Regions from separate parts of the Homo sapiens genome. Here regions 2 and 3 are each linked to region 1. The links are chromatin loops, found by intact Hi-C in ENCODE. Cell type or tissue: heart left ventricle. All regions are shown on one strand.

Region 1 (8,000 bases):
AGGATTTCAAATGAAGGTGACCACTTATCTGTGACCCATTTGAATGGGAATGTTTTTAGAATGTTTCCTGTCCTGTTAAAAAATCACATATATAAATATACGTATATTATATATTATACAATATGTACATAGGTTGTATGTATATATTTATTCCTATGTATAAAAATACACACACATACACATATATGTATATAATTTGTAAAAGTTTCATCCATTGAAAAAATCTGGAGCTGCATAAACATTTATGCCTTTGTACACTTCTACATAGAAAGAGAAGGAAATAGATAATTCCTATATCCGTCTACCAATCCTAACTCATCTTTGATTAAAGAAAATGATACAAGCAGAATCAATGTTCTAGACTTTCATTGCATTTTCACAAATATCTTCTTTAATGCTCCCAAGAACATTAAATAGTGTTCATTGTACAGACTAGGAAACTGAGGCCAAGAAAGGTCAAAGGTCAACAAGCAATAGAAGCAGAATGCGTTCCCTTCTCCTCTTTCTCCAAATCTGAAGAAGCATTTATTCCTTGGCACCAGGAACAGCTGCTTACCATGAAATGTTTTTGTATTTAATTATAAACCGTCCCAAACATGGTCTGGATTCCATTAATAAATGCTGTTGTATTAGTTCCTAAAGGTTATAAATGGCAAGACCATCCATGCACTATATAGTTCAGCACATATTTCAACATGAACTTACCAAGTGTCTACTCTGTGCTAGACAAAATAAATGCCCTACCTCTCTTTGAGACTGGCACATATTCCTAGAAGATACATGTCGCATGCTGTTCTAGACTATATGTAGCCTAGATTAATACCGCTAACATTCCTTACTGTGGACATAGGGTCCCCATGCCAATTCCGTACAGCATCCTTCACCAATATTTGCAGCCTCCATTAAAACTTTGGTTTGCACTGTGTTCTGGCAACTATGTAATCAGCCTCTTTTGTAAATCATACCATAAGAATATTTTAAAAATTAACTGGTGAGAAAACCAATGCTAACAAATAAGACCAGATTTACTTGATCATATTTTTGACCTTTTCTCTCCATGAGCAATAACCATAATTCAATAGATATTCTGAAGTCTGAACGTGAACACAGACAAAAAGAATAAATCTTGAGAAAGTATACTGCTCATTAGCATCCAAAATGCTGTAAAACATAAAACAAATACAAACTAAATATTTCTGTTCCTTCTGCTTCAAATATCTGTCCATAAATGTTGGCACACACATAGGGCTATGTTGTGTCAATTGTAATAATCTAGAAAAAATAATCTCAGTTACCACAAACAAGAAAGTGATGGTAACCAGTTTTTCAAATAAATTACCATGTGTCACAATTTGGCATAAACTCTGATCCTTATGAATAATTCATATTTTGTGCATTAATAATGCATGTCCTCTTCCCATTGGAATGCTCCCTAACACAGAATGGATGTCTCATACCAATTCCTTCCATTGACATGATGGAGTAAAGCTAAATTAGAATGCTGGGTTTTTTTTTTTTTTAACTTAACTCCCCTTAAAATTGTAACACTTGGCCAGCCTATAAGCATACCAAAAATAGAAAGTTCCCATTATTGTTTGCCCCTTACATGGGAGTCACTCAGTAAAGTACCCCCAACAATGGGTGCTCTTGAAGATGAGAATATTTGCATAGCAGAAAAGAAAACCAAGGAAACTTTGGCAGAGCTGATGGAAATGGTGAATTCTGTTACATTTCTCCCTAATTACATATGTATATATTCACAATAACACAGGACATAATCGCTAAAACATGGTCACCAGCAGGGGAGAAAAAGAAAAGAAAAAGACCAAAACGAATTAGGCAAGAGTTTTATAATAATTGCGGATGTTCCTCCCCACAGGGCTTCCCTCCCTAGCTGAGTTTACTACTGTGAAATTTCTTTTCAGTTTTCAGTAAAAGTATCTGGCACATTAAAACAGTCCAAAGACCAAGTAAGAGAAAGATGCCAAATGACACATATTTCTAAAGAAAGCTATTCAATTTACCACTCATTATCAATGGCGGCATTCCACACGATTACTGACATTATACTTATTTCAGGCATTACACCAAAGGATATTTTCTCCCCCCGCCCCCGCCACCTCTCCACCCCCACTTTTCACCCCTTATGTCCAAACGCACAGGATCAACTAAAACAGCGACAACACTTGATAGGAGGCAAAGAGAAATGAGGGACCTAGTTTGAAATTTTTAGGAAATAAAAAAATCGTTCCAGTATCTTCCCTCTCCCTCAAGAATTCTTCCACCATCATTCAGTCCCAAGGAGAGGAAGGGTAGGTTCTCTTTTGAAGCCTCCTCCAGCGAAGAGCCAAGAGAGAAAGGGGCGAAAGAGAGGGAGTTTTAAGGAAGGAGCTAGCCTGTGTCAACATCTGTCCCAAGTGCCCTAAGATTCATTCATTCTTCCTTTCAGGACATATGTAGGGAGCACTTGCGCTATGCCAGGTATCAGGTTCCACGTAAATAACCCTTCCGTGGACCTCCAGGGTGTATTCCAGCAACAGAAATCCACCACCCCGGCTTCGAACCACGGAAAATCCAGATTCAAGTATCTACCCAAGTTGGCCCCGACCAGAGGCCAGCCCGCACCGCCTTTGACACGACACCTGGGACAGAGGTGGGGGGATCCAAAGACACCTTACGCTTGGCAGAAATCTCTCCCTGGGGTCAGAGGGTTCGTGACCTCGTTCACACCGAGTATGCGTGTCCTCTTTCTCAACCAGCCGATCCATCCCCCGGAAAAGTTAAGTTGGCGGCGAGTGGGAAAAGAGGGGAACCGGGGGCATCCGGCAGGCACCCCCGCCCGGGCTTCTCAGCTCCAACTTCCATGGCTACCGAGAAATATTTATTTCGAGTAGATGGGCTCCAGGGGCTACTGAAGCCCAACACGCGGCCACCATCAGAAAGCCAAGTCATCCAAGAGATAAAGATAGATCCATTACATACCTAGACGCTGGCCTTACAGTGACAGCCCCGGAGACGCGGGTTTCGGCTGAGAAAGCCACCGCGCAATTCTCCGGCGCGCGGCCGGGGACTCTCCGTCCACCCTCCAGGGATGCTGGCTCAAGAGAGAGACAATCGAACCGGCGAACAGCAACACGGAGAGGATCGATACTCACCCCGAGGCGTCTGCTCCGGATCCTCACGTACCCTTGCTTCACTATGTCATTAAAATTGGAAGCCATCCCAGACAGCCGGTGACCCCCCCTTTACCCAAGAGCGCGCACCCGAAGTGGCTCTGGGGAGGGTGGAGGGCAGGGTCAAGACAAGCAGTCGGTGGGAGAAAGTTGGAGAGGTGAAGCTGCTTCGGCGGCGCTGGGCGAGGCTTTAGAAGGCGCACATCACTTTCTCTGTCCCCCCAACCCTGACAGTGGGCGGCCGGCTTGCAGCCACTTTCGGGGAGCGCAGAGCGCGGCGCGGGGAGGCGAGGCTGGAGCGCCGGCGTCAGCTGACTCCGCGGCCGGCCTGCCAGGAGGAGGAGCGGCGGCGGCTGAGGGATCCAGCCCTGCCTCCTCCCGGCCGAGAAGGAGGAGAAGAAGGAGGAGGAGGAGGAGGAAGGAGGAGGAGGAAAGAGGAGGAAGGGGTGGGGGGCTAAGAGGAGGAGCCGCGCGAGTCCCAGCACTGGGCTGCGGCCACCCGTGAGCAGCCGCCCTGGAACGCTCCCCGCGCCTCCCACCCACCTTTCCCTCCCCGCTTCCCCTTCCGATCCCTCCCCTCCTGGCGGACCCGGAGCGTGCCCCCGCCACCCCCGCACCTCGCCCACAGCCTACTGAGATAGCGCTCGCTCTCCTCGCTCCAATGACTTATTTTAGGAGGAGAGGAAATTTCACTTTTTTCCAGCCGCCGCCCACCCCGCCTCCCCCTTCAGCCCCTGCCCTTTCCCCGAGAAGGGCCGATTTTGCGTGTGTGTCTGGGGAGATGGTGTTGCCGCGGCTCGCCTTGACCTTGGCATCTGAGGAGAGGGATATTGTCACCGCTTAAGCCAAATGCTTCCTTGGGTTTCCTTGTGTCAGGGACCTAGCCCTCGCTGGTATCATTTGCCACAGTTTCCCTGTTTCAGCCTCTTTCCCGCCGGAATGTGTTTCCCAGGGGGCTGAGACTTGGCCTCATCACTGTCTGTCCCCAAAGCCTGACCCCAGAGCAAGTGCTCAGTAAATCCTTGTGGTTATCAAGATGGCCACCTAGGTGCCAGGCACTCTCCAAGCCTTTTGCATGGATTGACTCATTCAAACTCCCCTGCACTTTTTGAGGTAGGTGCCCTGTTAATGTATACACCAGGCCCATATTTAATTAAGCCTCCTTAGCCTGGCAATAGAGCTCTCATTGCCATTATGAGATACTGCCTATACAATAAGATGAAGAAGGGGACTGAATTTCACACTCACCTGCCCCTGACTGCATTACCTCCCTAAAGCATACTTGATTGATAATTGCTAACACACATTGAGCACCAGTGTGCTGGGCATTGTGCTAATCTTGTTAAGGGAATAATGAATTAGGCACCAGCATCCACATTTTACAGACTTGCTAAGGTCTCACAGCTGGCCACTATCAGAGCTAGGATTGAAGGGAGGTGTGTGTAGTGCCCAGCTCTGCTCCTAAACATTCTCCTATTCCTCTTCTGAAGAGAGGATCTCACAGAAAGAGAGGTTACTAGTTGATTTCCAAGGAAGATCTTTCTAATCATTTGCACTATTCACAAAGGCAAAGATAATCATCAGAAATTAGACAAAAATTCTTACTCACTGGGAAGCGACAAAGCTAAAGCTAGAGATCACTGCTCAGAGCCATTGAGAAGAGGATTCAGTTAGTAGTGGATTGTTTGACCTGATGACATCCACAGGTCTTTCAACTCTAAGACGATATGAATCTTCCCATTCTCACTGGGAACATTAGCTTTTAGTCACCTTGGCTTGATGAGTTTCAGTTAAAGAACAGAAACCTCCAAGAATGTGTCATAGGAGAACCGAGACTAAATGGGGACAATCAAAAAGGAGATATTCTGGCAGGGAGAACTATTTTTGCTACATAGTAAACCATCTGTCTTCATGTTGCCATTCTATGGAAAATGATGTTTTAATTTTAAATCTCTCACCAAAAGAGATGAAATGGTAAAATCATTTGGAGAGCTCCTTTTGAAGGATTGGAACTTAAAAAAAAAAATGCTGCCCATGGTTGCTGTAAAATAGAGGTGTTCATGGAAGGCATTTATCTAACACATCATTTATAGACCAAGTCCACAGTATTATAGAAACAAAAAATGAAGAAATTAAGGCATAAGGAGCTTGAAATGAAGGGCCCACAATAACGGAAATAATTACTGACAAAAACTGAAGGCGAGAAATCCATCCCTTGATAGTTAATGCTGACTATAATCAACATCCATAGATAATTTAACTGGAGCTGAGGAAACTAGAATCAAACCAGAAAATATCAAACTAGACGTGAAGGAACAAATGATTTCTTTTTTAAATTGCAAGACTGAATCCAATATATGGTTTTGTTTGGTGAAATCCAATTGACATACATGCAAAACGTACAGACTGTGATATACTATTCATAGGACATTTACACTTGTCCAAATTGTGCAATACAAGCCCTGGCAGCAAGAGCAAAGAGACTGGGCACAGTGGCTTACGCCTGTAATCCCTGTAATTTTTTGGGAGGCCGAGGTGGGTGGATCACCTGAGGTTGGGAGTTCGAGACCAGCCTGACCAACATGGAGAAACCCCGTTTCTACCAAAAATACAAAATTAGCTATGTGTGGTGGTGCGTGCCTGTAATCCCAGCTACCTGGAAGGCTGAAGCAGGAGAATCACTTGAACCTGGGAGGTGGAGGTGAGCCAAGATTGCACCATTGCACTTCAGCCTGGGCAACAAGATCGAAACTCTGTCTCAAAAAAAAAAAAAAAAAAAAAAAACATTAAAAAAAGAAAAAGAAATGGAAAAGAACCATTCACAGAGGTAGGCAATGTAAGGGGTGCTTATAGAGTTCTACAGTGCACAACTTGCCTAACCATATGCTGCCGAACAAATATACTATCACACATGATTTAGTTTTACTGGAAATGTCTGACAAGAAAAAATACTATTTCGTTCCGTGTTTTGAACTCAATTTTTGAATATTTAGAGCTTCTTATTTGTAGTATGCATTTCTGTTTGTTTCCTCAGCATCCAGAGTTTGTTCTTCCCATAGTAGTCACCATTTTCACTGAGTGTACTCACCCCTGTTTCCAGCTCACGTGTGCAGCCCTGTCCATGGCCTTTCTTTGGACAACTAGTGGTTGGTGATTGGTTCAGATATGGGCACATGACCTAAGCTGGCCAATTAATAATGAATTGGGTTACTTTTACTGAATACTGGGAGGAAGACTCACACTCCAGCTGAAATGGAATCTGGATGGAAGAGGCCCAGGAGCTGCTGGCACAAATGGTGAAACCCCAGGGGAGGGCTTATCGAAGAGTGAAGGCCACGCTAAAGGAGCAGAACCAAGACATAAAGAGAAGCAAACCAGATCCCGACGATCTGATTTGAACCCCTCTTCCAGCACCCCAGGAAGTTATTTAAGTAGATTTGAAGATTTTGTAACAATTAGACCCCAAAATATAATGATTTAAGATGCATAAAAGTTTATTTATTTTTCATGTAACAGTTTATCCTGGGCAAGTAGGACACTTAGTCCTATAAGGATGCCCAGGGATCCAAGCTTGTGGTTCAACTCTGGCACCTCAGGACACGGTTTTTCATCCTTGAGTCTAGTCATTGTCTGATACAGTTTTTCTGTGTCCCTACCCAAATCTCACCTTGAATTATAATAATCCCCACGTGTCAAGGGTGGGGCAAGGTGGAGATAATTGAATCGTGGCAGTGGTTTCCCCCATTCTATTCTTGTGGTAGCAAGTAAGTTTCATGAGATCTGATGGTTTTGTAAAGGCAGGAGTTCCCCTACACAAGCTCTCTTGCCTGCTGCCATGTAAGACATAACTTAGTTTCTCCTTTGTCTTCTGCCATGACTGTGAGGCCTCCCCAGACATGTGGAACTGTGAGTCTATTAAACCTCTTTCCTTTATAAATTATCCAGTCTCAGGTATGTCTTTATTAGTAGCATGAAAACAAAGCAACACCCTCTCATTTCCCAGGAAGTGGGAAGAAAACATGGAGGGAAAATAACCTTCTAATAAAAATATGATCCAGATGTGTCAAACATCTCTTTTTCTTGCATCGCGTGGACCAGTGTTTTGTCACATGGCCACAGCTGGCTCCACAGGAAAATGGAGAATGAAGTTTTCATCTGGGCATGGTCTGTTACTGAAAGAACAAAATGAATCCATAATGGGCAGGTCCATTAGCACGCTCTACCTCACCAGTGCCACTCCTAGACTATTTAATTGCACAAGCTAAAAAATTCCCATTTTCGCTTAAACCAGCCCAAACTAAGATATTCTGTCACTTACCACTAAAGGAGTCCAGCCTAAGGCACCATACTGTGACTTGAAGCCCAAAGAATCGCAACTAAATTGGGTACAGATACATGTGTAAGGCTCAGATGACTTGAGAAAATTCCAAAATTTTCTGTGGCATTTCCATAACGCTATGGACCAACAGAAGTAAAAGCAACCGCAGCCAACTGATCCACCTCTGTTGTTTGGGAATTGCTACACCAGTCCCAACAATGAGTGATTCTCGTGGCGTGAGTGCTGAGTGCAGCCCCAGTCACTCTCACCACAGGCTGGACAGCTGATCAAGGCTGGGCATTCTGCGTGCCTCACCTGGCATTGGCACAGGGATGAGCATGTGACCTAGAAGAGCCAATCAAAGTCTTCCCTACAGTAAACAGATGAAAACATGAGGGCCCTACTCCTAACAGCTTTCAGCTAGCCCTGACCATCTTGCCTCCAAAATGAGAGACTGGCTGAGAATAAAGTGAAGAAAGAAGAACCAGAGACAGATCTAGAGATAGAAC
Region 2 (8,000 bases), 160 kb before region 1:
TTGCTGAGGCCTAGAGGGTACTGTCAAAAATATTTGAGAAGATTTATTCTGAGCTAAATATGAGTGACCATAGCCCATTGACAAAGCCCCACAAGATCCTGAGAACATCTGCCCAAGGTGGTTGGGCTACAGCTTGGTTTTATATGTTTTAGGGAGACATAAGACATCAATCAATACATATAAGATGAACATTGGTTTGATCCAGATAGGTGAGACAACTCCAAATGGGGGCTTCCAGGTCATAGGTAGATTCAAAAATTTTCTGATTGGCAATTGGTTGAAGGAATTTATCGAAAGGCCTGGAATTAACAGAAAGGAGTATCTGAGTTAAGGTAAGGGGTTGTGGAGACCAAGGTTTTTATGATGCAGATGAAGCCTTCAGGTGCCAGGCTTCAGAGAGAAGAGATGGTAAATATATCCTATCAGAATTAAAAGGGCACCAGACTCTTAGTTAATTCTCTCCTGGATCAGAGAAAACACCTGAAAAGGGAAGAAGATTCTCTACAGAATACAGATTTTCCCCACAAGAGACAGCTTTGCAGGGTCATTTCAAAATATGTCAAATAATATATTTTGGAGTAAAATACTTAAATGTCTTTCAGGGCCTGCTATCTCTCATGTTAGTATCTTACTCCTACAAAGAGTCTGTTTTGTCAGTCTTGAGGTCTCTGTTTTAATGTTAATGCTGGTCAGTTTTGCCTGAACTCCAAAGGGAGGAGGGTATCATGAGGCATGTCTGACCCCCACTTCCCATCATGGGCTGAACTGGTTTTTCAGGTTAACTTTTGAATGTCCTTAGCAGAGAACAGGAGTTCTTCCAGTTGGCTGAAGAGCTTAGAATTTTATTTTTGGTATCCAGGGGTGATAGCTAAAGGAGGTGGGGTTTCTTCTTAGGGTGATGAAAATGTTTTGGAATCAATTGTGATAGTTTCACAAACCTGACTACATTAAAACCATTAAATTGTACAGTTTGAAAGGGTACATGTATATGGTATGGTACGTGTGGTATGTTCATATCTCAATAAACCTGTTACCAAAAAAAAAAAAGCAGATAGTAGTATATGCCCTGAAGATTATTTTAAAAGCATGATATTAATCCCGGCACTTTGGGAGGCCGAGGCAGGAGGATCACGAGGTCAGGAGATCGAGACCATCCTGGCTAACACGGTGAAACCTCATCTCTACTAAAAATACAAAAAATTAGCCGGGCATGGTGGCGGGCGCCTGTAGTCCCAGCTACTCAGGAGGCTGAGGCAAGAGAATGGCGTGAACTCGGGAGGCAGAGCTTGTAGTGAGCCGAGATCGCACCACTGCACTCCAGCCTGGGTGACAGAGGGAGACTCCATCTCAAAAAAAAAAAAAAAAAAAAAAGCATGATATGATGAATTAGTTGAGTGGCTACTTCTGGTCAAGCAGCCCCAGAAAAAGTAACATTGAATGAAGACCTGACCGACAACTGGCTGAAGCATGGTCCCCTGCCCCCGCCCCCACCCTGCCGTCATTATTGTCATTAACAGCACAGTAAAAGCCTTGTAAAAACTTCCCAATACTCACAGTGAGTGAAGGGCTGATTGCCAAGGCCCTTTCCTCATAATGGTGAGAAAATTCTATCAGCCCTCTTGGGAGAGAAAAAGATTCTAATGACCGGACCACTGCGCATAGCTTGTCACTGAGAAAAGAAAAACAACTGTCTGCCATACCTGCCAAATGCATTTCTGGTTTCCCAGTTCCTCATTTGGTTTCGCTGACACTGACTTGCTGCTGGTGCACTTCTTTCATGAGTCTGAGACCAGGAGTGCAGAGCAGTGGCAGGTCTTAGCCTCAATACTGCACCATATTGTCCTTCTCTGGAATCCAACTGTTTTTATGGTAGAGCATTGTGTTTTGCAAAATTGAACAGCACGACAGGATGTAATTGTTTTCTGCGACAGTCAATCATGAGTACCATATGCCGTCTTTGTGACATCAGTCTGGATTCATTCAGAAACGAGCACAAATCTTCACTATGGCAAAAAGATCAGTACCTCAATACCTAATTCCATCCTCATCAAGCTCTTAAATTTTCATCAGGTTGCTCCTTAAAGTATTAATAACTCAAGTGGGGTCTTTGCCAATAACAACTCTGCATATGCAAATCGTATTGTAATTTTCCTTTCATTCAACCTGGGCCCTAAAGCGACTGAATAAAGACACTGTCTTGATAAGATTCAGCTGAGTCAGAAGCCACATCCACGCCTGAACACATTCTCAACCTGAGAAACTTCCAATTCTAATCATATCTTCCGTTTCATATATGTAACCCAACTAATTTTCTATCAATATTTCAAGCACAAAACATGGGCAAAGTTGAGTCAGAAGGGACATCTCAGTCCAAGAGAGAAAGAATAAAACCACATTCCAAGTGAAGCCAGCCTCTGAATACCTGCTTTTCTCATTCTGCTGAAATCTCGGCTCTCATCTACACTACCCTCCACATTCACTGCCATTCTCCAGGTGGCTTCCTGAACAATATCTTTGGGTTCTGCCTACTTATTCTCTTGTGAAAATAATATTTGAAAACATGATCTCCCTATGCTTTCTGGGCCCTGGGTCAGCAGTTCAGCTATCCAACGGCAAGCAGAAGCATTACCTGGAGGGTTTGTTCAAATGCAGATTCCTGGCCCCACTCCTAGAATTTCCAAGGGTGGAGCCCAGGCATTTGTTTTTTTTGTTTTTTGTTTTGTTTTGTTTTGTTTTTGAGATGGAGTTTTGCTCTTGTCACCCAGGCTGCAGTGCAATGGCGCGATCTCAGCTCACTGCAACCTCTACCTCCCGGGTTCAAGCGATTCTCCTGCCTCAGGAGAAGCTGGGATTACAGGGACGCACCACCACGCCTGGCTAATTTCTGTATTTTTAGTGGAGATGAGGTTTTACCATGTTGGCCAGGCTGGTCTCAAACTCCTGACCTCAGGTGCTCCACCCGCCTTGGCCTCCCAAAGTGCTGGGATTCCAGGTGTGAGCCACTGCTCCCGGCCAGGAATTTGTATTTTGTAACAAGTTCCCAGATGGTTTTGATCTTAATGATTTAGGAACCATGCTTTGAGAATTACTGTCCTGTGCTATTTATTACCTTTAGAACAATCATTCTGGGAAATTTTCCACGGTGGTAAGAGCCCACGTGAAAGTCACAAAATCTGAGTTAAAGTCTAGAATCTGCCACTAATAGCTGCATGACCCTAGGCTCATTATTTAATCTCCCTTAGTCCTCAATATCTGGTCAGTAAAAAAGAGAGAAAATAGTTCTCGCTTTGCAGCTAATTCTTAGGCCACGCATAATTTATTGTGGAGTTCCATGGTTATTGCCAATATTTAGAATTAGCTCTATATCATGATACTGTCTTTAACAAGAATTTCTGAACAAGGTCATAATAGAAGCATTCATATTTTCTTTTCAAATCTAAATATCTGATATTGGACTGTTTTTCTAGCTTGAGGGCAGAAACCTTAAAATATTTTTAGGCAACAACGACAAAAAGCCATACATAAAACCACCAAATAATATGCTTAGAGAATACATTGAATCACCTGGTTTCAGTGAGTGTACAATGAATCCAAGGAACAAGCCTGAGTTAAGATGTTACTATAGGCATGGAACCATTGCAGGAACAAGAAAAAAGCAAAAAAGCTCTAAGCCCTCACATTCAGCCACGACCCCTGCAGGGAGTTTACAGTCTCCAAGACAGCTCTATCTTTGGGTCTGGTAGTATTTTGCCTGGCACCAAAAAGCGGGGAGGGGTCCATGTTTTTGTGATATTTATTACCCATTACCATTTTGTTGTTGTTGTTTTGTTTTGTTTTTGAGACGGAGTCTTGCTCTGTTGCCAGGCTGGAGTGCAATGGTGCAATCTTGGCTCACTGCAACCTCTGCCTCCCGGGTTCAAGCGATTCTCCTGCCTCAGCCTCCCCAGTAGCTGGGACTACAGGCACGTGCCACAATGCCCAGCTAATTTTTGTATTTTTACTACAGGCGGGGTTTCACCATGCTGGCCAGGATGGTCTCGATCTCTTGACCTTGTGATCCGCCCACCTCGGCCTCCCAAAGTGCTGGGATTACAGGTGTGAGCCACTGCGCCTGGCCTATTACACATTTTTTAACATGTAATAAATTATGTTCTTCCTTTTGCTATATTTTTTATTATGTTCATAAAATACAGGAAAACATATAAGGTAGATTTTAAATCAACCCGTATCCATTACCCAGAAAAACAAAACAAGGAAATAAAAACCACTTTTGACATATTGGTATATTTTCTCCCAGCCAGATAGCCTGGCTGGCTGCCTGCCTCCCTCCCTCTCTCCTTCTCTCCCTCCCTTCCTTCCTTCCTTTCTTTCCTTTCTTCTCTTTCTTTATTTTTTTGACAGGGTCTCACTTTGTTGCCCAGGCTGGAGTGCAGTGGCAAAACATGGCTCACTGCAGCCTCAGTCTCTTGGGCTCCAGTTATCCTCCCACCTCAGCCCCCCGACAAGTAGCTGGGACTACAGGCATGTGCCACTATGCCTGGCTAATTTTTGTATTTTTTGTAGAGATGGAGTTTTGCCATGTTGCCAGGGCCAATATTTTTTAAAAGGCACATACATAATGTATATTTAACACAAATTGGATAGCGTACGTATTCTCATGCCATTTTCTTTTGTCATTTAGTATATTATGAACATATCCTAACATTCCTAAATACTGTCTTCTACAGCATCATTTCAATGTCTGGATCTTAGTCCATCCTTTGGCTCTATCATACTTTGTTTGTTCATTTCCCTAACCACTGTTTAATTTACCAGATGAGACAGTAAAATTAAATTCTGACCCAATCTCCTCTGTAATATTTTTTTTTCCTGCTGACCACAATTTTCATCCTGGGACCTACTATATTGAAGACTGTTCTGATAACCGGTTTTTAAATGAATATTAGAATTTCATTTTAATTTGCATATTACAATAGATTTTAGACTGACTCAAAAATTGCTTATGTTGCTGCTATATCAAAAAAGTAGATGAGTTGGCAATTTCATTTTTATTCTTACACAGAGAAGTCTTACCTTCACATTATTGTGTAACAGACTAATCTGTAGCCAATAAGAAGAGAAAAGGTAAATCTTTGTGCAGTGATATGAAACGATCGTAAAAACAAGGAAGGGAATTATTAATCTAAACAGATTCACAGAGACAGCTTGTCATTCAGGCGGGTTTAAATACCATCTATCTACAACCTGACAATTCCCAGTTGGAAATCAGCAACCCTTATCTCTCCCCCAAATCTCAGAGTTGTGTATTAAGGAGACTATTTCCCACTCCCACCCGGATGACCGGTAGGCATCTCCCGTTTAACATGTCCTGAACTGTCGCTCCTCATACTCCTCTCCCCTCAACCTCTTCCCCTTCCGAGTACAGGTTTCCTCCATTCTACATGTTGTTCTGGTTAAAACACACACAGAAACAACTACAATCTTGAGATTGACTATCTCCTCTACTCTATAAGACTTCTTATGTATCAGCAAATCCTATTGGTCCAATCTTCAAAAATATACCCAGGATCCACCACTTTCCCTCACCTCCATCACCACCACCTTGGTCCGTACCCCGATGCTCACCTAGATACTCAGATGACTGCAGTAGCGTTTAACTCATCTTCTTGCTCGTACCCTTGCTCTGGGCACCCCCAGTCGTTTCCAAACAGCTTCCAGGGTGATCAATTCGAAAGCAAACTTAGCATATCACCCTTTCTCAAAACCCTCCAATGACTACGCAACTCTCCCCAAGGAAAATCCATAGCTCATAGCTACAGGGTCTGACAGGACCCGACTCACAGTTCCTTTCAGAATTCACCTGCTATGCTCTTCTCCTCATTTCAGCTGCTCCAGAATCACCAACCTCTTTGCACATGCACACGCAAAGCACAGACTGCCTCAGGGCTTTGGCACTTAAAGGCTCCTGGGCCTGAAGCACCTGGCCCTTAGGAATGGCTGTCTGCCTGGGTATCACTTTACCAGAGTGACCATTCCCGGTCATTCTCTCTGTCTTACACTGTTGTCTTCTTCATAGCAACTATCAGTTCTTGATATATATTTATATATTGATTGTTGATTGTCTTCTCCACCCACAGCAATGTAGTAAACTCCTTGAGGACAAAGACTAGTTCTTGTTCTCTGTTGTACTCCTGCTTCTTGGAACAAGGCCTTACAGAGAACAGGTACTTATATGTGTAGAATGAATGAATGTATTCATAAATATGTTTTATATCTATTAAACAATTTATATTCTGGAAAGATTCAAAGGAATCTGGTAAAGTGCTTCAGAGAATGTAAACTGGGTGTCTGGGACGATGGGACAGAGACTTGTTTTATAGAGTATGTTCTTTTGCACTGTTTATATTTTATATCATGTTACCAATAGAATCTTTTAATCCAAGTGCTTTATTTTGAAATTAATGCATCTCAAAATAAATCACAGCTTCCTCGCTCACTTGCACAGTATTCTATTCACCGGTTTCAAGGACTCTGTATCTGTGGATGAGGCACTGAGGGATATGTTAAGTGCATTACTCCTCTAAGCGCAATCTTATAAAGAGGAAATATCTTCCCACTTCATACACTGTGGTTTTATAAGTCCTGCCCCCAGCACTATCCCCAACCCTTTTGTTTTTCTCCAAATGACACTAGAAAATGAAAACCAGGGGAAATTCAAAGGAGAGCAGCAGAGTCCTCAAAGAAACCAAACATAATTTTGAGTCTCTAGAAAGAAGTATTCAAAATATTTCATGAATATTAAGTATGCTTTTAACTCAATCTTAAAATGTTCCCTGCATTTCTACAAGACTCAGACCAAATGGTCTCCCTTAAAAAAGAATGATGATCATAGATAATCCATTTTCTAAAAGACATTAAAAATAAAAAATGTGCTTGTGCAGTGTGTAATCTATTTACCAAGTCTGAAAAGTCGGTATTTCTGAGGTTTATAAAATACCTTCCTAAAGTTCTCACAAATGCATCTTGTATGGTTTGGTGAGGGGCATAATTTATTGAGAAAAACACATTAGCTGCATTTTGGGGGGCTCGTTCTGCTTGACGGAGCAGGTTCATTTAATCGATACAAACTGCGTAATATACTAATTGCTATGCTAAGTGGCAGTAACCAGTTCCTCTGGAACAGAGATGCAGATGTTATTGAACAAGTTTTGTGATAATCGTGGGGCAACCACGTGCTGATGAGAAGAGTAAGTCATTCTTAGGGCATACAGACAGAGTCCTGTGCATCAGTTCTGGTTCCTCCTCTTTCCTCCATCTGCTGGATTTGCTGCATTCCTCTTTGTGTTACAGGAAGAATGAATTCTTTTTTTTTTTTTTTTTTTTTTTTTTTTTTTTTTTTTGAGACGGAGTCTCGCTCTGTCGCCCAGGCTGGAGTGCAGTGGCGCGATCTCGGCTCACTGCAAGCTCCGCCTCCCGGGTTCACGCCATTCTCCTGCCTCAGCCTCCAGAGTAGCTGGGACTACAGGCGCCCGCCACCACGCCGGGCTAATTTTTTTGTATTTTTAGTAGAGAAGGAAGAATGAATTCTTAACAGGATCCAATTTTCTCCAATGAGAGAACATAATCACTTACAACTTGTTCTTGTTTCCCTAAACACTCGCAACCTTGTGAACATATAGTGCTAACACACACTAAAAGCTGGCTAGCGCCGATGTGATGAAACAAGTAGAAAAGTATGCCTGAATTGACTCTGTTCTCAGCACAGGATGTGATTACTGATCAGTGAGTATGTCTCACTGTGAACCGTTGTATCATGAAGGGTGGAGAAGCACAAGGTGCATGCTATGATTTCTGTAGCTCCCATTCCATCCCTTGTTTCTTCTTGAGACGGTCACACTTCTTGAGACTATACATCTTTTTGTTCTTCTCAGGACTAAGGGGCCAGATCCTGAAATTCACTCCAGAGCATCGGTTCTGAAAGCATGTTACCTGGTCTAGCG
Region 3 (8,000 bases), 180 kb before region 1:
TGTGGGAAGGCCTCAAACTTCAGGCATCTCAGAGAAACAAAGAAGGTCAAACCAAGTCTCCTTATTAGTTGTTATAGCAACAAAGAAACTATTGCAGCGACGTTGAAAATGCCTCCTGGAATCCCACCTCTGGAGCTGCAATTACAGCACATCTCCCCTTCCTGTGTGTTATCCCAGGTACGGAATCGCGTCTTTACCTGTGTGCCAGAATTCTGCATCTCCTGACAAGGGAAGCGTCTTGGGCAGCCCACTCGAATGGAGGCACTGGCTTGGCTCTACCACCTGACTTTTCACAGGTGTCTTGGATAAAAGCGCATTGTCAATTGCCTCCAGGTGCCTCAAGTCTTACCTGATGGGTACTCCCTGCATTTCTGTCTCCTTGAGCTTTCTTAAAATGAGATTTTATGCCATTTACCAAAACCTGCACTGGAGTTACCTAGAAACACTGATCGAAAATGTAAATTTATGGACTCCACCCTAGATCTAGTGAATAAGTGTCTTTGCCAACATTTAAGAACTGCTAGCTTAGAGAGGGGAGTGTGGGTGATGGTACTTTATTTAGTGCAGATCCAGGCAAAAGATTATCACTTGGTCCTGCCTTGGCTGAATCAAATCACAACAGATTGATCCAATGAGTTTGCAGTGAAATCAGCCAACTGTTGATTTTCATGAGAAGATGGGCAGACTTACCTTTGCCCAGTATTTAATCTACAGAATTTAAAACCTGAATATCAAAGGGAAATTTCCAGTTTGCTGTCTTAATGGAAATCTGAACATCTATGTGTTTTTTTCCAGGACCAAAGGAAAGATTTTCTTTAATATAGTTTATACAGTATTTCAAGCTCATAAAGTATTCTCTTTCTCAAAAGTCAAGATTGCCCAAAGAAGAAATAATAAAATGTCTTCTCATACAAATGTATGTTCTTGTTAGTTTTTCTGTTTCCTGAGCAATTGGCTTACAAATTGAGTCTGTGGATCAGGCATGGTGAAGGCAAACACACTTTTCCTGTATACATCCTGGCATACCCATATATACTGTTAAATAAGTACTTGGAAAATGAATGAATAAATTTCAGAAACTCAAGCAGTCTTCCTTGAGAGCATTTTAATCACTACTGCAATATCCTGCCTTAAACTGGGTAAAAAAAAAGATATTTTTAACAGAGTTGAGGATGCAAAGAGGAATATGAGATTTACTTCCCTGCTCCCCCATCCTCACCTCCCACCAAAAGAAAAAAGTTGCTTTTTCTAATATGTAATTAAAACAGAAACATCATAGTTTAGCCTCCAGACCCCAGTTTATTTGCAAGTTACCACGAATGCTTTAGAATTTAGTGTGCATTAGGTAAAAATCCACCACAGCTTTGAAAAACTTTCTCACACTATGTTCACTACTTGAGGTAGGGATTTAGAAAAAAATCGAAATCACTTCAAATTATCACTCCCCTTATTTAAGGCCAGATAGTAAAGTATTTAAATTTCTTATGTTTTCTACCTGAAACTGTGAAATTAATATAAGATAGCATTTGAGGTTTTTATTTTAGAGCAGGGGATCCAGAAATAAGAGTCAACTCTGCCACTTGTATTTGTGAATAAAGTTTAATTGAAATAGCCATGCCTATCTGTTTATCTATGTTAAAAGCAGGCTGGGCACGGTGGCTCACACCTGTAATCCCAGCACTTTGGGAGGCCGAGACAGGCGGATCACTTGAGGTCAGGAGTTCAAGACCAGCTTGGCCAACATGGTGAAACCCCATCTCTACTAAAAATACACACAAAAAAATTAGCCGGGCGTGGTGGCACGTGCCCGTAATCCCAGCTACTCAGGAGGCTGAGGCAGGAGAATTGCTTGAACCTGGGAGAGGGAGGCTGCAGTGAGCCGAGATGGTGCCACTGCACTCCAGCCTGGATAACAGAACGAGACTCCATCTCAAAAAACAAAACAAAACAAAATACAAAACAGTCTATGGTTGCTTTTGCACCGGAAGGCAACAGAGACCATATGACCCAGAAAGCCTAAAATATTTGCATCTCAACTCTTTACAGAATAAGTTTGCTTTCCCCTAAGGAAGCCAGCCTTAGGGATTTACAAAGCAGATTTAGGAATCAGATTACCTGAGTTCAAACATGAATCTATCATTTAATAGGTAAAAGATCTTGGGCATATTAATTACATCATTTAGATTCCTTGAGCTCGGTTTCCCCGTCTGTAAAATGAAGATAATTATACTTACCTCATGGAGCTATTGGGGCGATTGAGATAATACCACAAAAGCACTTAGCGTTGTGCCCGGCCATAAATAAAAGCTGATAGCATAACCGAATCGAATGCTCTTTTCTGTCAATACGTTTCTTTTCTTAAAAATCCTCAAAGAGGTTCTCACTTCTAGTTACCTACATTCAGCAACATTTCTTTTCACACTCATTAGCTTGAGGCTTGCTTCAGTAATTTTAACTTCATTAAAATTATAATTATTTCTTTAATTCCATTTCCTTTATCTACTTCTTCAACGTAATTCTCCCATTGGCTGCCAAGGCCCTGGGAATCATGGAGAATCTCTGATGAGACAGTCTTAGAGAAAGAAAATAAATAAGAACCAGATAAAGTCAGGAAAATGAACAGTGAAGTAATTATCAAATGTGCCTGGCAAACCAAATTTTTAAAAGACAAAAATGAAGACCCCTGAGAGAAGTAGGATCAGCTAAAATTGTGTGAAAAGTAGCTACAGAGAACCCAGAGAGAACACACATGCATTTCGGGGAAGCCATTAGCACTAAACAATTTATATACCCTAATCTACTAATTAATTGTTAGTTGAATTCAATCCTTTCCCCAGTATTTCTCAACCGCTTAAAAAACATATCCTGAGCAGCAGTGTGCTAGGAAATCCCAGCTAACTCAGATCTATAAAACTATGCATTGCTTATCTGAAGTTCAAATTTAATTGGGTATCCTGTATTTTATCTGGCAAAGAGTAGTGAACCAGGCAGGCGCCATCCCTGCTTGCTCTGCAGCTTTAGAGGAACTCTAACTTTAGGTGCTCACAAAATTCAACTCACATCCAGCACTGACCTTCTCTTTAGAAGTTCATGGCCACTGGGGGCCCATTTGGCAGGTGTCACTGTATGATATTTCCAACTTGATTTTCTTGTGGCACTCTTCTGGAATTAAGGTCTTTGGCAACAAAGACTGTCTTTTGATTTCTACATCCCTGAACTCCAGTACAGTGCCGGAAACTCATAGATGCTCAATACAGACCACATTAATGAATGAGTGAGCAAATGCGTGAATGGTTGGATTCATATTAGACACAACACACAATACACTCACAGCTCACATGCAAAATGTCCACACACCCTTCAGAAATACCTAGGATAGAGAAAAACATGTTGCCAGAATCCAAAGAACATATGGGTGAAGAATGATCTTTTATTTTCAAATGTTTTATGAAGAGACTCCGAACAAAATAAAGGCTTTCAAAAAGGGGGGTAAAGGGGTGAGGAAAGCATGTGAGAGAAACTGTAACCCTGTAAACAACACTAACGGGTTCTTTGAACAAATAGTTTTGAACAGAACAGATAAGAGTGAGTCGAAGCACTGATTTAACTAATTGGTGATATAATCAAATATAATTTCCAGTAGTTAATCAGAACCACAGTAATAATAACTGAGGAATAGGGTGTAAACAAATAACAAATAATTAAAAGCCATTTTATTGTCAATACTGACTGTCATACAACTGAAACACTTGGAAGGAAAATCACAAGAATCCACAAAAGGACAGATTCAGAGAAGTGCAAGGGACAAAGTATCTACAATAGAAAATCATTTCGTGACATTGACTTCTTTCTGTCCAGCTGTAAAAGAGGGAACACAGAGTCAATATCTATAGAGCACGTTTCAATTACACTAAGAATTTAAAAAAGAAAAAGAAAATAAAGAAAATTATTGTATTGCAGAGTTTTCCAATGACCACACAATTAGCCAGGACTTTAAGCTTCTTCTCTTGGTCGTCATTTCCCTTGCTGTCATTCTGTGACCTCCTGGGTGAATCTGTGGCTGACACATCACAAGTGTGTTAACAATTCTTGGCAGTTACTGTCAGTGCTCAGATCTGTAGGCTGGAAAAGTCTCTGTTCGATGAAGCTTCAGAGGGCTGGAAACATCTTTTCCAAAAAGAATTTAAAATCAACAGTTACATTTCAAGAAAGCCCACAATCAAATTAGGTGGCAACAACTTTCTCTATAACAGAAATAAGTAAATGTACTTAAGGCAGAATTTTTTCCAAAGGCCTCTCAGGATGATATGTAAATGAGTCACAGAGATTGCATGATTTACGTATCATTTGCATGTGGCCTTTGGGCTGAGCCATGGTCAGTCCATTAGCAATTATTTTCTTCCTTAATTTTTCATCTGCATCAATCCCCATATCCAGGGTATTCAGGAGAAATGAGATAGAAACAGAACTATGGAAACTTTTAGCTAGAATATTCTGGAAACCTGAGCAGCAATAAGGCAGTCTTATGCTTATACTTTGGTAATCTTGTAAATGTTAAGGAGAACTTCCTAAAATTCATTTAGCCTTTATTATTTCAGGTTTAGATTTCAGACCAAACAGAGTTTAAAAAGTCAAGAAGGCAACACACAAGATCCCTATTAGCCCCCTTTGTGACATATTAATAATATAAGGGTTGTCAAGCATTTTCTAGAAAGAGCCAGACACTAAATATTTTAGGTTTTGCAGACCATATGGTCTCATTGCGACTACTGAGCCCTGCTGCCTGTAGCACAAAAGCAGCCACAGTTAATATGTAATGAATGTCGTCCTAATAATGCTTTATTAATGAAAATAGTCAGCAGGCTGGATCTGGCTCACAAGCCATTGTTTGCCAATCCCTGTAGATAATGCGTCCCTGATTTAACAAAAACTAGAGGTTCTACTGCCACCTGCTGGCCAACGGTTACCGCAAGCAAAGAAATGTACACGGCTAGGTGAAGATCTCAGGACTCACCGCAAAGCCTTTGGAACAAACTTCCGCAGCCTTGGTGAGTAAATGTGTGGATCAAGCAGGCACAAGAAACAGGATTGCAGCCAGTGGAGCATGTCCGCCCCACCCACACACATTCAAAACAATGTTGTTTTTATTTTATTTTATTTTATTTGTATGTATTTTTTTTCGCCCCGGCTGCAGTGCAGTGGCGTGATCTCAGCTCACTGCAGCCTCAACCTCTTGAGCTCAGGTGATCCTCCCACCTCAGCCTCCCAAGTAACTGGGACCACAGGTGTGTGCCACCACACGTGACTAATTCTTGGATTTTTTGTAGGGAGGGGGTCTCGCCTACATCCACCAGCCATGTGGCCTGGAGTAAGACCTTAACCTCCAAAGGTCTCTGTTTCTTCAGTCATTGAAATGGAGACCATAGTCCCACTCTCACCAACTCCCATGGTTGTCAGGAGAACCCCATAAGGCTACATGGAAGACGCCTGGTTCAGTGACACAACTGTTTAGTGCCACTCTTTGATTTCCTCAAATTATCTTAGGTCCGATCTATGATATAGGTGCCTAGTTTTTCTTGTTTTTGTTTTGAAACAGTGATGCTATCTTCCAAGGCAATTCCCACAGAAGAGTTCGGAAAACACTGGAGCAATGAAGCACCTTGGCCTAAGGGTAAAGATTGCTGAGATGATAACTTTGAGAAGGAGGTGAGAGAGTTAGAGGAACATTGTACTGAGGCCAGACACTCCGGTGCTCATGTGCAACGGCCTTGGGGCTAGTCTCCCACTTCCTCTCCTGTTCTCTTGCAATCCCTTGAATGAAAATATCGATTAAATCTGACACTGCCATGCTGAGGACCCTCTAATGCTTCCCCTCACACTTAGAATAAGCAAGTCTTGATTACCTGTATTCACCACCCCGGCTGTCTCTTTATGTCCCTTAGGCACCAGCCACACTGGCTCCTTCCTGATCTTTGAATGCCCGCAGCTCATTTCTGACTCAGGGCCTTTGCATTTGCTGACCTCTCTATGGAGAATGCCTTCCCCTGGCTCTCGGTATGGCTGCCTCTTTTAGACTTAAGGTCTTGGGGTGTTGCAGGGGCTTCCACTGACTACCCCATCTCAAGAAGTCCCTTTGTCAGCATCTTCTCAAAACCAACAGCTCTGCCTCACTTTCTTTATCATAAAAACTTTCTTTTCCACTGTTCCATATACCAAATCTGAAATTAACTATGTCTGCTTGATTATGGATTGTGACTCTCCATTAGATTATAAGCTCCGAGAGGGAAGGAATATCCCTGCCTAGGAGTCCCAGGTATGTCTGTCATCTAGCACAGCGCTTGGCCTAAACTAGATGCTCAATAAACGTTTACTGAGTAAACAAAGAATGGATGGATGGAAGAATGAGAGAGAAAAACCTTAAAATCTTTGTTACTTACTAGATAGGTAGTCTTGGACCCATTAATAACCCTTCAAATTCTCAGTTTCCTAACAGCAAATGAGAATAAAATACCCTTTCGGGCAGCTGTTTTGGGATCTAAATGAGATCATGTATGTTAGGTCCCAGCGGAAAGCTGGTACACAGTAGGTCCTCAGAAAGAGTAGCTTTTAGAAAGACCCCATTGAATATGGCTTGTCTCCCTCGTAATGATGAAATCTGAGATTTCAGCACTGCACTGGTGGCACGTGAATGCTTATTCATATAACAAGAAGGAAAAGAAGTTTCATGTCCAAATAGATGTGCAGAGCTTTGGTTTAAACAAGTTTAATCAGGTTTTTCATTGCAGGGCATCTCAGAGCCCTGAAATTATTGATTTGTTTTCTGACTCTCCATGAGAACTTAACATGTAGCATTTCCCCCAGACGCGTTTGACCACAGTAACCTTTCTTAGGGGAAAGGTGCTGTCTACCAGAGTTAGCTTTCCAAGGAACATAATTTGGGAAATGCTACTGATGTAACTGCTGTTATTTTATCCAATGCATTCCTAAAAGAATCCAGTGAATAGTATTCAACATAAACTTGTTGATTGCTTCTGTAAGTTTCTTCCATAGTTTTTTTGTTTTTTTTTTTTTTAACTGAGACAGAGTTTCACTCTTGTTGCCCAGGCAGGAGTGCAGTGGCATGATCATGGCTCACTGCAACCTCTGCCTCCTGGGTTCAAGCGATTCTCCCACCTCAGCTTTCCGAGTAGCTGGAATTACAGGCGCCCGCCACCATGCCCAGCTAATTTTTGTATTTTTAGTAGAGGTGGGGTTTCACCATGTTGGCCAAGCTTGTCTTGAACTCGAGATCTCAGGAGATCCACCCAACTCGGCCTCCCAAAGTGCTGTGATTACAGGTGTGAGCCACCACGCCCAGACAGTTTTCATTATAAACCTACTTCCAATGTTGATTTTGTATCTGCATAATCATAGAAGAGAATTTCTATGAAAATTTTAAAACGACGTGGGAGAAGCAGTGAAGGTAGATTAGGTATGTCTTGTGTGGCACGTGTCAAAACCAGCCACCTCCCTTTCCCCACCAAAAACTGTAGTAAAATGATAATTCCCAAATCAACCAGCAGGGGGCTCTCGAAGACTACATTTGAAGAAAATGACCATTATTCTCAAACCAATTTGTTAAATTCCTCCTTAAGGGTCTGTATGATTTCCAACCTTAACCTCCAGATTTGCCAGAAAAAAAAAAAAAAAGCCTGAAATTCATCAATGTAGGTGAATTGGCCAGAGGAATTACAACCCATAATCATCAGCAAAACAAGAAGAAATTAAAGGCTCTGTAACTTCATCATATGGCACACCCCAGGCCCCCAAGTCATTAACTTTTCCCAATCCTATTTCCTTTTTCTAAGGGGTATGAAAAGTAGGGGAGAGGGAAGGTAGGTAGTATAGGTAGAAGAATAAAACTTTTTTTTTAAATGTACTTGTTTAAATAGCCACTTTTGATAAGCAAGATAATTTTAGGTACTCTGTGAACATCTTTTAAATCTTCAATACTTATTATT

Evidence for each region. A loop is a pair of places that touch in the nucleus more often than their neighbours do. Peaks named below come from ENCODE experiments on the same cell type or tissue, not always from the same donor. Only the 100,000 strongest peaks of a DNase experiment are listed, where the experiment ranks them.
Region 2: it touches region 1 in a loop (2.7-fold over the local background); 26 of 110 quality-filtered maps call a loop at or near these places.
Region 3: it touches region 1 in a loop (2.2-fold over the local background); 19 of 110 quality-filtered maps call a loop at or near these places.

The regions. Positions count from the first base shown.
Region 1 is chr20:54,471,168-54,479,167 of GRCh38, reverse strand. DOK5 (docking protein 5) reads right to left here and starts at 3,575. Exons shown (of 8, transcript NM_018431.5): 1 at 3,156-3,575. The coding sequence starts at 3,221. In heart left ventricle, a CTCF peak has its summit at 3,534; a DNase peak (open chromatin) is centred at 3,397; H3K4me3 peaks cover 3,058 bases; H3K27ac peaks cover 1,776 bases.
Region 2 is chr20:54,627,809-54,635,808 of GRCh38, reverse strand. The region is part of intron 6 of DOK5 (docking protein 5); the gene reads right to left. Among named protein-coding and RNA genes, the nearest start is that of DOK5, 160 kb to the right of the region's middle. In heart left ventricle, no CTCF peak of the experiment used is centred here; no DNase peak of the experiment used is centred here.
Region 3 is chr20:54,646,582-54,654,581 of GRCh38, reverse strand. DOK5 (docking protein 5) reads right to left here. Exons shown (of 8, transcript NM_018431.5): 8 at 3,413-4,167. The coding sequence ends at 4,103. Among named protein-coding and RNA genes, the nearest start is that of DOK5, 170 kb to the right of the region's middle. In heart left ventricle, CTCF peaks have their summits at 4,953 (motif pointing left), 7,368 and 7,568 (motif pointing right); a DNase peak (open chromatin) is centred at 4,951.